3 separate regions of the Homo sapiens genome follow, and regions 2 and 3 are each linked to region 1. A link is a contact called in ENCODE Hi-C or POLR2A ChIA-PET data. All regions are on one chromosome and are shown on one strand. Each heading gives the region's core, a stretch centred on a gene start or an enhancer-like site at or near the end of the contact. The rest is flanking DNA. Distances are from core to core; before and after follow the strand shown. Region 1 has its middle 120 kb from the start of CXCR4. Region 2 overlaps DARS1 (aspartyl-tRNA synthetase 1). Region 3 holds the start of LCT-AS1 (LCT antisense RNA 1).

Region 1 (4,339 bases), core at 271-2,770:
AGGCACCCACCACCATGCCTGGCCAATTTTTGTATAGTAGAGATGGGGTTTCACCATGTTGGCCAAGCTGGTCTTAAAATCCTGACCTCAGGTGATCCGCCCACCTTGGCCTCCCAAAGTGCTCAGATTACAGGCGTGAGCTACCATGCCCAGCCTGTTTCGATGTTTTTTATAGATTCCCCCCGCCACACCCACAAGCTGCCATTGCCTTTAGGTAGGACAAATGTCCTCTCTTCTCACTTATCTTAGACAATTCCTTAAATCCATCCCTCTACTTTGACTAAAATATAAGCTAAGTCTGGAAAAGCTCAGGCCAGGAAGCTGTGTAAGTGATATCATAAATGTTCTACTCATGGATATAAATGTCTTAGGGCTTTGTCCCCTTCCAGCAAAAGTCAGGCCATTCTGTGGAAAGAAAGGTTAAATGAAGTGAAAATTAGTGACTAAAATGTTCCTCTTTCTTTAGTGAGAAAAAGCAAATCTGCATTTAGCAGCTTTTCTGCTGTCCCAACTCCAGGTATTTAACTGGAGCTAACCACTTTTGAAGTGAAGAGAAAAAGGGAGAGAAGTGAACCCAAGGATGGGAAAGGAGACAGGGCGAGACACCAGAAGGATGGCTGAGCCTGTTATGCCCAAAGCACCCTCATTCTAGAGCTGCATCTACGGGACTGGTAGTTCTCCTTAAGAGAGAGAGAACCACCGTTGAATTATTTGTAGGGACAGGGCAGAGATCACCCACTCCCACCACATCCACACAAGGGGGAGAAAGTCCCAATGTCTGAAAAACAAAAACTTATAAATAGGGAAGTGTCTGAGGCTAAGAAAACCAGCAGACACCTGACAATTTTCCTTACGCAAATCTCAACTAGTATACCAAAACAAGTGACTAAAGCTGGCATCACTTATGAAGAAGTTGACCTCTGTTTTCTACAGTCAGATGACTAGAGTCAGAGTCTTAAAAAACAGGAAGTGCCAGATGTAGTATCAAATGACCCAGACAGTGAAAAGTAAGGCAGAAAACTAAATTGGAAGACAGGAAGTCACAATCACACCACAAACAATACAGATATTTGTCTGAGATATGCTTGGCGGGGTGCCTTATCACGGCCAGAAAATGGAGGAGCACGGCCGAGATGTTTAGCAGAGGCCAGGCCACCAGCAAGGGCCAAACTGACACCCTCCTGGAAACCTCTTCTCTGCAGCTGAGAAAAACTTCAGGGCTTATATTGCTGGATGAAAGTGCCATTTGCAGGCTTAAGGCCAAATACCATTACTAAGCCCTGGGATTTAGCTCCTGAAAGAAAATCTCTGGCCCTCCCCCACCCCACCTCCTCCTTGCCCATCGTAAGAGTAGTGGCCCTCTAGTGTTTCTGGCAATGATTCCTCCTCCAGGTAACAGCATGTTCACCTTGCCCACCCCTCCCCTACTCTCAGTCTCCACTCAGCTGATTTGAGTTGGCCCATGATGCTGACAGCAAACCCCTGGTCATACTGACTGATTCAGGAGTTACCCTTTTGGAGCCCACAAACATGACTCCTGAGATTCTGCTGGAACTATTGGGAAATATAAGCTGTTCATCAACTGGAATTACTAATCTGGTAGCACAAAATCTTAACAGCTGCCAGAAGCTACCATGTGGACAGAACCTGCTGGGGAATTAAAACCAACACAAAGGAAAGCAGCACAATTAACACAGAGAAAAAAAAGAGACTTTGTCTTTAGGATTTGATTCCAAACTCCTGGATCCATCTTTACCTGAAGCTAGGCCACACTGCTGGATGTTTCAGCAGTGAGTCCAATCATCTCTTCTGATGGTTTCAGCTGGGAATCTGTTCAAAGAGTTATAATACAGTAAGCAAAGGGTCTAGTTTCTGGTCTTTATGAGGTATTCAGCAGGACCCTCTCTCCTCTTCATTTGTACTGATTGTCTGCAACTATATTCACCATGAGCCTTAAGCGAAACTTCTTTGTCTCTCTGAATCTTTTCTCCTCTGGGATAAAGAGGTTCAACCAGAACAGGACTCTAAGGTCCTATGCTGAAATGATGATTCCAGAACTTCGTGATATTCTCCTGAAATGTTTCAGATCCATTAAAGCTCAGAATACACTCAACTTTACATTCCAGTGAATGATTTCTATACCTTTTCTATATAGCCCAGAGGGTCAGTATTTGCCTGGACACTTTTTCAATATTACAGAAAACAAGTAAGAAAAATATAAGTTATCTGGAAAATATTGGTTGAGGAAAGTTCTTCAACTAAACATTACCTATGACTCTCTTCTCTAAAATCGAGGTGGCCAAAAGCCACAGGTATCGGAGATGTAAAAGTACTGCCCGTTTCTGCCACCCAAGATTTCTGTGGTCCCTGGGTAGGTGGTAGACTGCTAGTACCACAGACAATATGTGAAGGCACAGTCCTCAGGAAAATACAAGTTCCTTTAAAAAAATTTTTTTGAGACTGTGTCTTGCTCTGTCACCCAGGCTGGAGTGCAGTGGTGGGATCACAGCACTGCAACCTCAAAGTTCCTAAATTTAATTGTACACCTTTTTGATGAACTTTTTATTATCCAAAATTATTTAGGCTGTAAGTGACAAAAACACCAGCTCAAAATGGTTCAGACAAAAAAGCTTATTAATTTGGCTTGTGTAATTTTTTAAACGATCCACATTCAGGTACCCAGGTGCTCAAACACTGTCTTCAGGAACATGTCTCTCTCCCTCTGCCTCTTGGTTTTACTTTATTCTCTGGGCAAGCTCTTCTTATTTATTCATGTAGATAATCTACCAGCAGCTCCAACTTTATACCCTACCAAGTTAGCAGCCCCAGAGGAAAGCAAGCACCTCTTTGTCAATAGTTACATAAAAAACCCCAGAGCTAATACCCATCGGTCCAGCTTGACTTATATGTGTCCATCTCTGAAACAAGCACTATGATGCCAACTGGCCGGACCTAGGTCACACACATATGCCAGTACTCCAGAGGGTGGGGTCAGCTCTATCTGGCCCACACATTGGCTAAGGCTGAGGAAGGGATGCTGACCCCAAGGAAAACTAGAATGCTGCTTCTAAAGGAAGGGGAAATGGATGTGTGGCAGGGAAAAAACAAACACTGCACAGCTCTTGAGCCAAATACAAAAGGCCCAGCCTGGGGTGCAGTATGTTTCCTTCTAAATGGAGGCATCATTCTTTTCTCAAATGGGAGTAAAAAGCCCTATAGAGGGGTAGTGAAGAAGACACAGGAGGTCAGCTCCGTGGGCTGGAATTGAGGGTCAACACAGGCATTTGTCCCATGTGAAACAGCAACCAGTGCTTTGCAGGGCTGTGGAAAAGTTTCATTATTATGTATGAGAAGAACCTAGGAGGCATCTGATGTTGTCAAGGCTGTGCCCTGAGATGTGTTTGATGCCTTCCCTCTGCTCATTCAGGCCCCCATCTGCCTGGACCATTAGGCACTGCCACCATCATCTATGTGGTTAGACAGCACACATAGACCAGGGCCAGCCACTGCAGAGGTAACCGGCACTACCAGGCATCTCACAAGAGCATTGGCATTGAATGGCCTCTCTTTCTATCATGACCAGCTCAATTCCACTGATATTCCAGCTGGATCATGGCAAAGGCCTATTGACGAAAAACAATAGGGCTAGATCAAGGCTCTGGTGCACCTGAGTCACTGTGAGTCATATCCCCTGGAGGACCTTCTCAGCTCACCATTGTCATTAGTTAAAAAGACTCACGTAAGTCCGGCACACAGGAATGTCAAGTAGCAGCCAAGTTTGGGGGTGTTGTCCTTTGGCTTGGAAAATAATTCTCCACTAAGAAGTCCACTGATAATGGCACTCAAATGTCCCCCAAAGGTTGTTAATTTTAATTAGGGAGAATTTAAACTATAGCATCCGAAGGAATGACTAATATTTTAAAGAGTATGAGGTATTTGGTTTGCTTTGCCAGTCTTGTTTTAGCAATTTTGGTCATTCCTAATCTTCTGCAAGGACTTCCAAGGCTGAGTCTTAAGTCTGGCAAAGCAGAAACCACCCTGGTGCCTCCAAATTTTCCACCACCTTCTTCTTCACAGTATAAAATTGCCCAACCACCGTCACTCACGGACCCCTTTGTCCCCTTCTCTTCCCCTCCACCCCATAGAAGTTTGGCTGACAACCACGGTAAATGCTAATGGAAGAGATGTTGTAACTAAATGGCAGTGCATTTATATCTACATGTGTCTTCTGCAATATAAGATAAACAGACTAATCTTCCTCACCAAGCTTAGAGGGATAACGAACAAAAATTATAGTTGAGTAACCTGCCAACATAAATATTTCACAAAAGCTAAGCCA
Region 2 (4,117 bases), core at 841-3,340, 280 kb after region 1:
ACTTTTTTTTCTACCAGACACACTAATTGTTACCCCCTAGTGCCGACCCATAGACTTATCCTGTGCTCACCCTTTGTAAGTCCTTTAGAGTTCTCCATTCTTTCTCCAGGGTCTTTGTGTAGCACTGAAATTATCACTGGACAGCTTTGTGAGGCAGCTAGGTTGGTGCTGCTTCTGTCTGGACTATTAGAGTAGCTAATACACTCTGACTACATTATGGCTTAGCCTAGCACTGTCGTGTGCACATTACCTTCCATTTCACAGTAACATACTTTTCTAAGTGGGGTAACGTGGCTGTGGTTTCAGTAGTAGTTCCTAGGAAAATGTTATTTTTATTCATCTGCAAGTTTCTCTGTGGTAATAACCTTTGTCCTTCCAATATTTTAAAACTCCTTTGAATTTGTTTCCTGTATTAATACAACTTCGTTTTTTAGGATTTTACTTTGTGACTGGATCATCCTCCAAAGCAAAAGGGAAAATTAAGAGTGTTTTTTAGTGGTTAAAAACCTGCCAATCATATATGACTCTAAAGTCAATAGATTATGTCTGTGTTGACACTTTGTTTGCAACCTGTCTTTTTTAACTTGTGATTGCTATCTGATTTGCATTTCAAAATACTGTATGTTGAAAGTAGTAACTGTAAGTCTGCTTGCATTTTTGCTTTCCTTTTTCTTTCTTCTTTTGGTTAAGGCCCATTCTAAATGTAAAATATAATGCTCAGTTTAAAAAACAAAATCTTGTGATGTTTTACAAAACAATCTGATGTGTAAAGTGGTCTTGGAGAGATTAACCCATTTTTTATGAAGAAGTAATTTCCCAGAATTTGATCAGAGACTTAAGAAGGATCTGCTTTGGAGGAAAAAGGGATGTCACAAGGATACATAATAACGAAATATATTATGAATAATGTTTTTCAGAAGGTTAAGAATAAGGAGTAACAGTTCTTTATCAAAGAAGAAGGAATAAAGAGGCCCAGGATATGTAAAAATAAAACTGGTTATAGGGCTTGAAGAAAATGATCTTTAATAGACAATATAAGTTATTTGGAGTAAAAAAAAATGCGAGACTCATAAAATATGAAGGACTAGGAAGGTGATAAAGGAAAAATGAAGAACGTAGAACATGAAAGGCACTAGCCTGTCAATTTAAATGCTCTTTAAAATGTACTTTGGTAGGAAGAAACTCTGTAGATGGACCACCCCATAGTGTTTGTGTCCTTGTTTTTAAGCACTGTGTTAGCACTTTTGTGGTTGCAGTATTGAAACTTCCATAGTAGTACAGTGCCTTTGCATGTGGAATATACTAACTATTGAATGAATGTTGAAAGTGATCTCAAGTTACTTGAAATTTGTTTAATAAATCAATGCAATGACAAAATAATTTTCTTGATTTAGAAGTTTTTTTGAAATTGGTGATTTGCCTGTGTTCTTATAACAAGTTGAAAGCATTTCTTGTTACTCATCATAGGAACTTGAGTTTCTTTAAGGGTTGTCAGTTGAGTGTGAGTATTTTGTCTGTGGAAGCCAAATGGATAGTATACACATGCATGCGTGCCTGATGAGTATAGTAAATTTTGGCCCACTTTTAAAGTAGAGAGCATTTTCCTTCTTTGTAAAACCTGAAGTTGCGTGTCCTTAATACATTTGTGTTCTTTCTGTCTTTTTCAGGGAAACAGTGCTTCTTAGTCCTACGTCAGCAGCAGTTTAATGTCCAGGCTCTTGTGGCGGTGGGAGACCATGCAAGCAAGCAGATGGTTAAATTTGCTGCCAAGTAAGTAAGCAATTATATCCTGTTGTCAGAATAAACAATGGTGGGAACCAAGACTCCCAGGGGTTTGGACCATTTTCATACATTAACATCAATGCTTCGTTTGTTTAAAAATGTAGTTATTTAAATTGTCAGTTCAGTGTTGCTGAATACATTAAACTTACAAAAGAGAAAATATGGAGCACAGGCTTGAAATTCATTTGGAACTGCTGAAGCAGCACTCTCTACAGACAAGTCACATTTACTTTCAAGTAGAGTAACAAAAAGCCTGGCAGCCTCAACATAGCAGAGCAACTTTATTTTGTTGTGTTTGTTGAGCTTCATTTCCTCCCTCCTTCCCTCCCTCCCCCAGTTTGAGATTTGCATGTTGAGCAACAAGTTTTCTAACCAAAAAATAAAAGTATATAAAATAAAAGAATGTAGTTTGGCAAATGATTGCCTCCAGAAGGAAGTAAAACAAATGTTTTACAACTTTTAGCTTTGACACCAAAAGGGTTTAGGAGAAAAAAGGTAAAACTTGCTTTTTCCTCCTGTAAAAGTCTGGGCTGTCTGGCTCAGAGTTCCCGTAGAAGCAGCACATTGTTTTGTTCAGCTTGCAGGAGGCAGATATAGAGATAGAAGTGTGGTTGTGTGTGCAGTGGCTCTAAGGTGATGAGAGCTGTTTTACTTGGTAGTGGTGATGTGGCTAATTTTGTTTCATGTTTTTTTTCAATTTCATCAGAATTTTATTTCCATGATAATGATCTCAGAAAACATGAGAAAATGGATGGTCTTTGTGTTTTAAGTAATAAAGTAATTTCATAGTGTGTAAGTGTTTTTTAAAAGAAAGAATTCAATCAGAGTAAATGATATATTTTTTCTATTGATTTTTTTAAATGTTTGCTTTTTAGATGCATGCTTTCTAAGAATGAGTTAATACAGATGGAATTATGAATTTTAGAATTGGAAAGAAACTTAAAAATTATCTAATTCAATATCGTAATTTAGCTTTCAGCCCTCCCTGACCCTCTAGCACAATGTTATACATATAAAGGATGCTCAGCAGCTGGTTTTGGTTTAGATATTTATCAAATTACGTCATAGTAATACCTGCACTCGGATTTAAGAACTTAAGTGCCATGAATTGTATCGATTCATTGATGAGATCAGTAGTATTTTAATACTACTAATACAGTAGCCCCACCTCTCCCTATCTCCCAGTGCTGCCCAGAGATGACCACTTTTCTTCTACGTGTGTCTTCTGGTAATTAGGTTTGCTTGTTTCGTCTCCTGGTTAGAGTGTGTGCTTGTGGGGTGCATTTGTCTTCCAACCTTTTAAGGTTAGTGTGTATCCTATGAAGTCAAACATAAATGAGCTTGGTCCCTAGAAATTTTATCTGCACAGAGAACCTTCTATAAAAGAAAAAAAGATGGTCCTGGAAACCGCAGACATAGATGCTAAATTCTATTAAATATACTGAAAAATACTGGAAAAAAGTCAACCTCAAATCAACAAACAACTTTTGTATAATAATTTGGTTTTGAAAACTAATACATGAAGCCGACAGTTACATAGAGAATATATTTTTCCATTAAACTGCATTATAACCTCGGCGTTACATTCCTAAAGCTTCCAGTGGAAAAGCCTTTTGAAAATCCCAGTTACCCATAATATTCAGTGAGAGGCATTCTACTGACAAGTGGACGGTTAATCCATGTGATGTGTTTAGAAGCAGACACGTTAAAGTACTCCGCAAATAAGTTATTCCTATTATTTTGGATCTTCTCAGAAACTCCTGGGACTTGACTAAATAACAGCGATTGACTATATCAGATGTCAACCATAGCTTAATAGCTAAAAGAGCTACTTTCAAATGGTCTCCCAAACAGAACTTAGTTCACTAATGCCCTCATAAAATTAAAGAACATCTTTTTATCATTATTTTATTAAAGGCTTTCATCCAAATGGGATGATATACGGGCGATCTTTTTTTTTTTTTTTTTTTTTTTTTTTTTTTTTTTTTTTTTGAGACGGAGTTTCACTCTTGTTGCCCAGGCTGGAGTGCAATGGCGTGGTCTCCGCTCATCGCAACCTCCTACCCGGTTCAAGCAATTCTCCTGCCTCAGCCTCCCCAGTAGCTGGGATTACAGGCATATGCCACCACCATGCCCAGCTACTTTTGTATTTTTAGTAGAGACGAGGTTTCTCCATGTTGGTCAGGCTGGTCTTGAACTCCCAACCTCAGGTGATCCGCCCGCCTCAGCTGTTCAAAGTGCTGGGATTACAGGCATGAGCCACCGCAGCCGGCCATGGGTGATCTTTCTTTTAGACAAGGGAAGAATATAGGTAATTTAGCCTAGATTTTTTAAT
Region 3 (4,598 bases), core at 169-2,668, 420 kb after region 1:
CTTGGGAGACTGAGGTCAGAGGATCGCTTGAGCCCAGGAGGCAGAAGGTGCTGTGAGCCGAGATTGTGCCACTGCACCAGCTAGGATTTGAACTCCTGCCTTCTAGTTTAAGATCTTGCTGGAGACAGTGTGAGCTTGTGGAAGAGTGGCCAGGTTAAAGATAGATCTGACCATCCCACTGAAGTTACATGATGAGTAAGAGAAATGGGTTCTCTGTGCCCATTTCCTCAATATGAAGGGTGAAACATCCTCCCTGGAAGGAGACAGCATAGACAGGAAAGCCAGCTGTTGCTGCAAGCCAGATGCCTAACTTGACAACATTCTAGGGACAGAGGTTTGAATCTATGGTGGGGTTGTAAATAATATCTTACTGAGTGACTCAAGTGCCAAAGTTTGCAAATGATATGCTTTAAAAAATTAGAGCAGATTGCCGGGCACGGTGGCTCACGCCTGTAATCCCAGAACTTTGGGAGGCTGAGGCGGGTGGATCACGAGGTCAGGAGATCGAGACCATCCTGGCTAACACAGTGAAACCCCGTCTCTACTAAAAATACAAAAAAATTAGCCGGGCATGGTGGCGGGCGCCTGTATTCCCAGCTACTCGGGAGGCTGAGGCAGGAGAATGGTGTGAACCCTGGAGGCAGAGCTTGCAGTGAGCTGAGATCGCGCCATTGCACTCCAGCCTGGGTGATGGAGCGAGACTCCATCTCCAAAAAAAAAAAAAATTAGAGCAGGTTTTGAGGTTGTGCCCATAATTACATTGCTTTCATGCACGCATATCCCAATACGCTCTTGAGTGAATGAGAAAAGAATGGCATGGTAGCCAGCACTGGGAATTGCCCAGAACCTCAGCGCTCCTGGAGGGATGTTACATGCATGAAGTTCATGCACCATCCCTTAGGGTGGGACAAAAGCTGGAGACAATAATTGACTTCCAGACCTTCAACTAGAGTTCTCTTTGTCACTCACCTCTGATATTTCCAGTGCAGCCCTGTTCAGGGTCATTCAGTGCCAACACCTCTTTGTACCTTTCCTCTTCCAGTACTTGACTGTCCTGAGCCATATCCTCCTTCTATTGTTCCATCCTCTCAATCCACTTCAAATCAGCAGTTCAGATCAACAGACCCGCAGCAGCAGCTGTACCTCAGGCTTTGTGTGGCAGTGTAGACTTGCAATAGACAGACATGGGTTACCACTGCTTCCTGACCACACTTGGAGTCAGCCAAGAAGGACTGGCTGTGGCTTCACAAAAGAAAACTCAAGAAGCCGTAATAAAATGGGTTCCCTGAAAAGCCAGTGATTACAAGTGACACCAGCTCGGAGATTCTCTCAGCGCTTGGTGGTGCTTTGCCTGAAGGGGAGGGCCAACACAGGCTTACATTAAACGGACAGCCAGGGGCCCCTACTCAGGAGGATGTGGTTGGAGAACCCGCTGAATGCAGGGGCGGTGGGTGGGGAGTGATTCAGAAATGACTAACGTAGTTTTCTCCTTCAGAATTCTAGACCTTATAGGGGAGACAGAGCGGCCCCTGAACAACTCTCACATGAGAATGTGGCAGGAGACACACAGCACTGCACCCTAAAAAAGGGAGAACTTAGGAGCCCTGGGTGTGGAGCCTGAGGTGCCGTCATGTGCTAAATCCCTCTCCATGGCCGGCAAACCCAGGGTTCCCAGCTCCAAGCCTGTACAGCAAGTTCTGTTTCATCCCAGGGCAGTTTATTTGTTTCCTTAAAACTCTTCATGCAATCCAGGAGGACAGTCAGGGCCAGGAGGGCTGGGTAAGAGCGAGGTTCGGAGCAGCGGACGCTGTGTTTATGGGCACCGTGGATACGCAGAGGCTGAGCACCGAGGGGACGCGACACATCCCCAGCTGCGATCCACAGTCGCATATGTTTTGGGATCATCTACGAAGGAAAGGATCATTTCCCTTTCCCCCTAATCTAGCAAATGTCAGGGAGTTGATGCTGAGTGAAACAGAAGGCTCTTAGGTTCGGAAGACGCCTCCTGCTGGGTGACCCGGCCCCAGGCTTCGCTTTTTGAGAGGAAGATCCCTGTGCAGTGTTCCTGTCACTTCTCCCAGTTCTGCGCTGTGGGCCAGCCTGGTATAGGTGCCATCGGCTCTCCACACGATGGCTGTGTGACAGGGAGATGCTCTTGTACTCCACGTCCTTTTCCCCAGGCATGTGCCACACTCCTCAAGGCCGACCTCTGCTGGCTGTAATTTGCAGCATGCATGCTTTCCTGCCTGCATGACATGACTCAATTTAGAAGTTGGCAATCACAATTGAAAAAAAAGAAAGAAAAAAGAGGAAAGGAGAGTGGGAGGGAGGAAAATGGACTAGAATAAAATAGAAAAATCAGACCACATTTTGTATAAATGCAGCATGCACTTTTATGTGATGTTTTATTTCATATGCATATACATATGTACATGCATATACATGCACATAAACATGTATGTGTATGAGGTTAAAAGCACAGAATCTGCTCCACCACCTGCAAGCTGTGTGCAAGGAGAAGTTACTCATAATCACCAGGAATCCAGGCTCCTTTGTTGTTGCTTTGTCACCTTTAACAAGGTTTCTACCTCATGGTTCAGGATGGATGCTTGAGCTCCTGCCATTATGTCAGAAATCCAAGCAGCATGAAGAAAGGAAGCAGTAGCCAGGACTGATATTCAACTGGTCCACATCAGTGTACTTCTGTACCAGCTGATAAATAGCTGCTGGCTCCCTGAAATCAGGAAGTTTTCCATTTCTTTTTCTTTTTTTAGACGGAGTTTCACTCTTGTTGCCCAGGCTGGAGTGCAATGGCGTGATCTCAGCTCACCACAACCTCTGCCTCCCGGGTTCAAGTGATTCTCCTGCTTCAGCCTCCTGAGTAGCTGGGATTACAGGCCCCCACCACCACGCCTGGCTAATTTTGTATTTTTAGTAGAGACGGGGTTTCCCCATGTTGGTCAGTCTGGTCTCGAACTTCTGACCTCGTGATCCACCTGCCTCGGCCTCCCAAAGTGCTGGGATTACAGGCATGAGCCACCACACCCAGCCCCCGTTTCTTTTAGTCTCAGTTTCCTCCTGTGTAGGATGAGGATAAATCATTGTAGTACCCATCTCATAAATTTGTTGGGAAAATTAAATGAGATAATACACATCCATTCTTATTACAGTGGCCAGCGCAGAATCAAGGCTCAATAAATTGGAGTCATTGTTATTATTAGCTATGTTTTACAAATAATGAATTATAAGAAGAATAAAGTATGGTACTAACACTGAAGACAATATTCAAGGGCAATCTAATACAGAGAACAGTAGCATTGTTCCTGTTTTAACCATGAAAGAGCAAGAATCACTCACCTCAGAAGGGGTAATAATAATAATTTTCCCATCTGCCAGTTACTTCCTGCCCATGGCTTTGCAGATATGACTTTTGACTCAGTGTTTCTGGAATCTTTTCTGATTAAACACAGTAGTCATCCGTAGGGGGCATTTGTAACTGCCAGCGTCATTCATTATTATGTCCCTTTTTGTCCCTTCAATCCTGCAGCATGTCTTGTTCTCTGACTGGCAGCCTGGCCCTTCAGCCTGACCAGCAGCAGGACCACGAGACCACGGACTCCTCTCCTGCCTCTGCCTATCAGAGAATCTGGGAAGCATTTGCCAATCAGTCCAGGGCGGAAAGGGATGCCTTCCTGCAGGATACTTTCCCTGAAGGCTTCCTCTGGGGTGCCTCCACAGGAGCCTTTAACGTGGAAGGAGGCTGGGCCGAGGGTGGGAGAGGGGTGAGCATCTGGGATCCACGCAGGCCCCTGAACACCACTGAGGGCCAAGCGACGCTGGAGGTGGCCAGCGACAGTTACCACAAGGTAGCCTCTGACGTCGCCCTGCTTTGCGGCCTCCGGGCTCAGGTGTACAAGTTCTCCATCTCCTGGTCCCGGATCTTCCCCATGGGGCACGGGAGCAGCCCCAGCCTCCCAGGCGTTGCCTACTACAACAAGCTGATTGACAGGCTACAGGATGCGGGCATCGAGCCCATGGCCACGCTGTTCCACTGGGACCTGCCTCAGGCCCTGCAGGATCATGGTGGATGGCAGAATGAGAGCGTGGTGGATGCCTTCCTGGACTATGCGGCCTTCTGCTTCTCCACATTTGGGGACCGTGTGAAGCTGTGGGTGACCTTCCATGAGCCGTGGGTGATGAGCTACGCAGGCTATGGCACCGGCCAGCACCCTCCCGGCATCTCTGACCCAGGAGTGGCCTCTTTTAAGGTACTTCCCAACCCTGCAGCTCCTACTAATTGGAGGAGAAAGGACATTGGCTGGAAGAAAGTCATTTTCTCTGTTTTCTTCCATCAGCAAGCCTTTACTTTTTGTTCTTTCTTTAAAGGAAATCGGGGAGGGAAGGAACCATAAATTGTTAATTAAATTGTTAATCACCTGGCCAGGTGCAGTGGCTCATGCCAGTAATCTCTTCACTGTGGGAGGCCAAGGCAGGCAGATTTCTTGAGTCCAGGAGTTCGAGACCAGACTGGGCAACATGGCGAAATCTTGTCTCTGCAAAAAAAATACAAAAATTAGCTGGGCATAGTGTTGCACGCC

Evidence for each region. Hi-C counts contacts between places; a loop is a spot of excess contacts on that map. ChIA-PET counts read pairs that join two places held with the same protein, here RNA polymerase II (POLR2A). Pooled maps may share reads with other maps.
Region 2: a loop to region 1 is called in a pooled map, with 4 times the contacts of the local background. The contact joins two enhancer-like sites. A Hi-C loop is called at or near these places in 6 of 50 pooled maps. POLR2A ChIA-PET finds 5 or more read pairs at or near these places in 5 of 52 experiments (CD4-positive, alpha-beta T cell, CD4-positive, alpha-beta memory T cell, OCI-LY7 and 2 more).
Region 3: a pooled map shows a loop between it and region 1 (3-fold over the local background). The contact joins the promoter of LCT-AS1 here to the enhancer-like site in region 1. A Hi-C loop is called at or near these places in 1 of 37 single-sample maps with no recorded cell type and 4 of 50 pooled maps. POLR2A ChIA-PET finds 5 or more read pairs at or near these places in 1 of 52 experiments (H1).

What each region holds. Positions count from the first base shown.
Region 1 is chr2:136,235,577-136,239,915 of GRCh38, reverse strand. No RefSeq gene overlaps it. Among named protein-coding and RNA genes, the nearest start is that of CXCR4, 120 kb to the right of the region's middle. RefSeq lists enhancers at 678-747, 3,380-3,880, 2,977-4,176. Within about 2 kb of position 1,520, at least 17 of the 41 ENCODE cell types and tissues checked have a DNase peak (open chromatin) inside an H3K27ac peak, as active enhancers do; they include CD4-positive, alpha-beta T cell, where a contact is called at or near this core.
Region 2 is chr2:135,959,049-135,963,165 of GRCh38, reverse strand. DARS1 (aspartyl-tRNA synthetase 1) reads left to right here. Exons shown (of 16, transcript NM_001349.4): 4 at 1,668-1,770. Among named protein-coding and RNA genes, the nearest start is that of DARS1-AS1, 24 kb to the left of the region's middle. RefSeq lists an enhancer at 1,704-2,205 and a silencer at 2,241-2,441. Within about 2 kb of position 2,090, at least 6 of the 41 ENCODE cell types and tissues checked have a DNase peak (open chromatin) inside an H3K27ac peak, as active enhancers do; they include CD4-positive, alpha-beta T cell, where a contact is called at or near this core.
Region 3 is chr2:135,817,011-135,821,608 of GRCh38, reverse strand. LCT-AS1 (LCT antisense RNA 1) reads right to left here and starts at 1,418. Exons shown (of 2, transcript NR_045486.1): 1 at 970-1,418. It overlaps LCT (lactase), which reads left to right. Exons shown (of 17, transcript NM_002299.4): 6 at 3,548-4,268. RefSeq lists an enhancer at 3,020-4,219.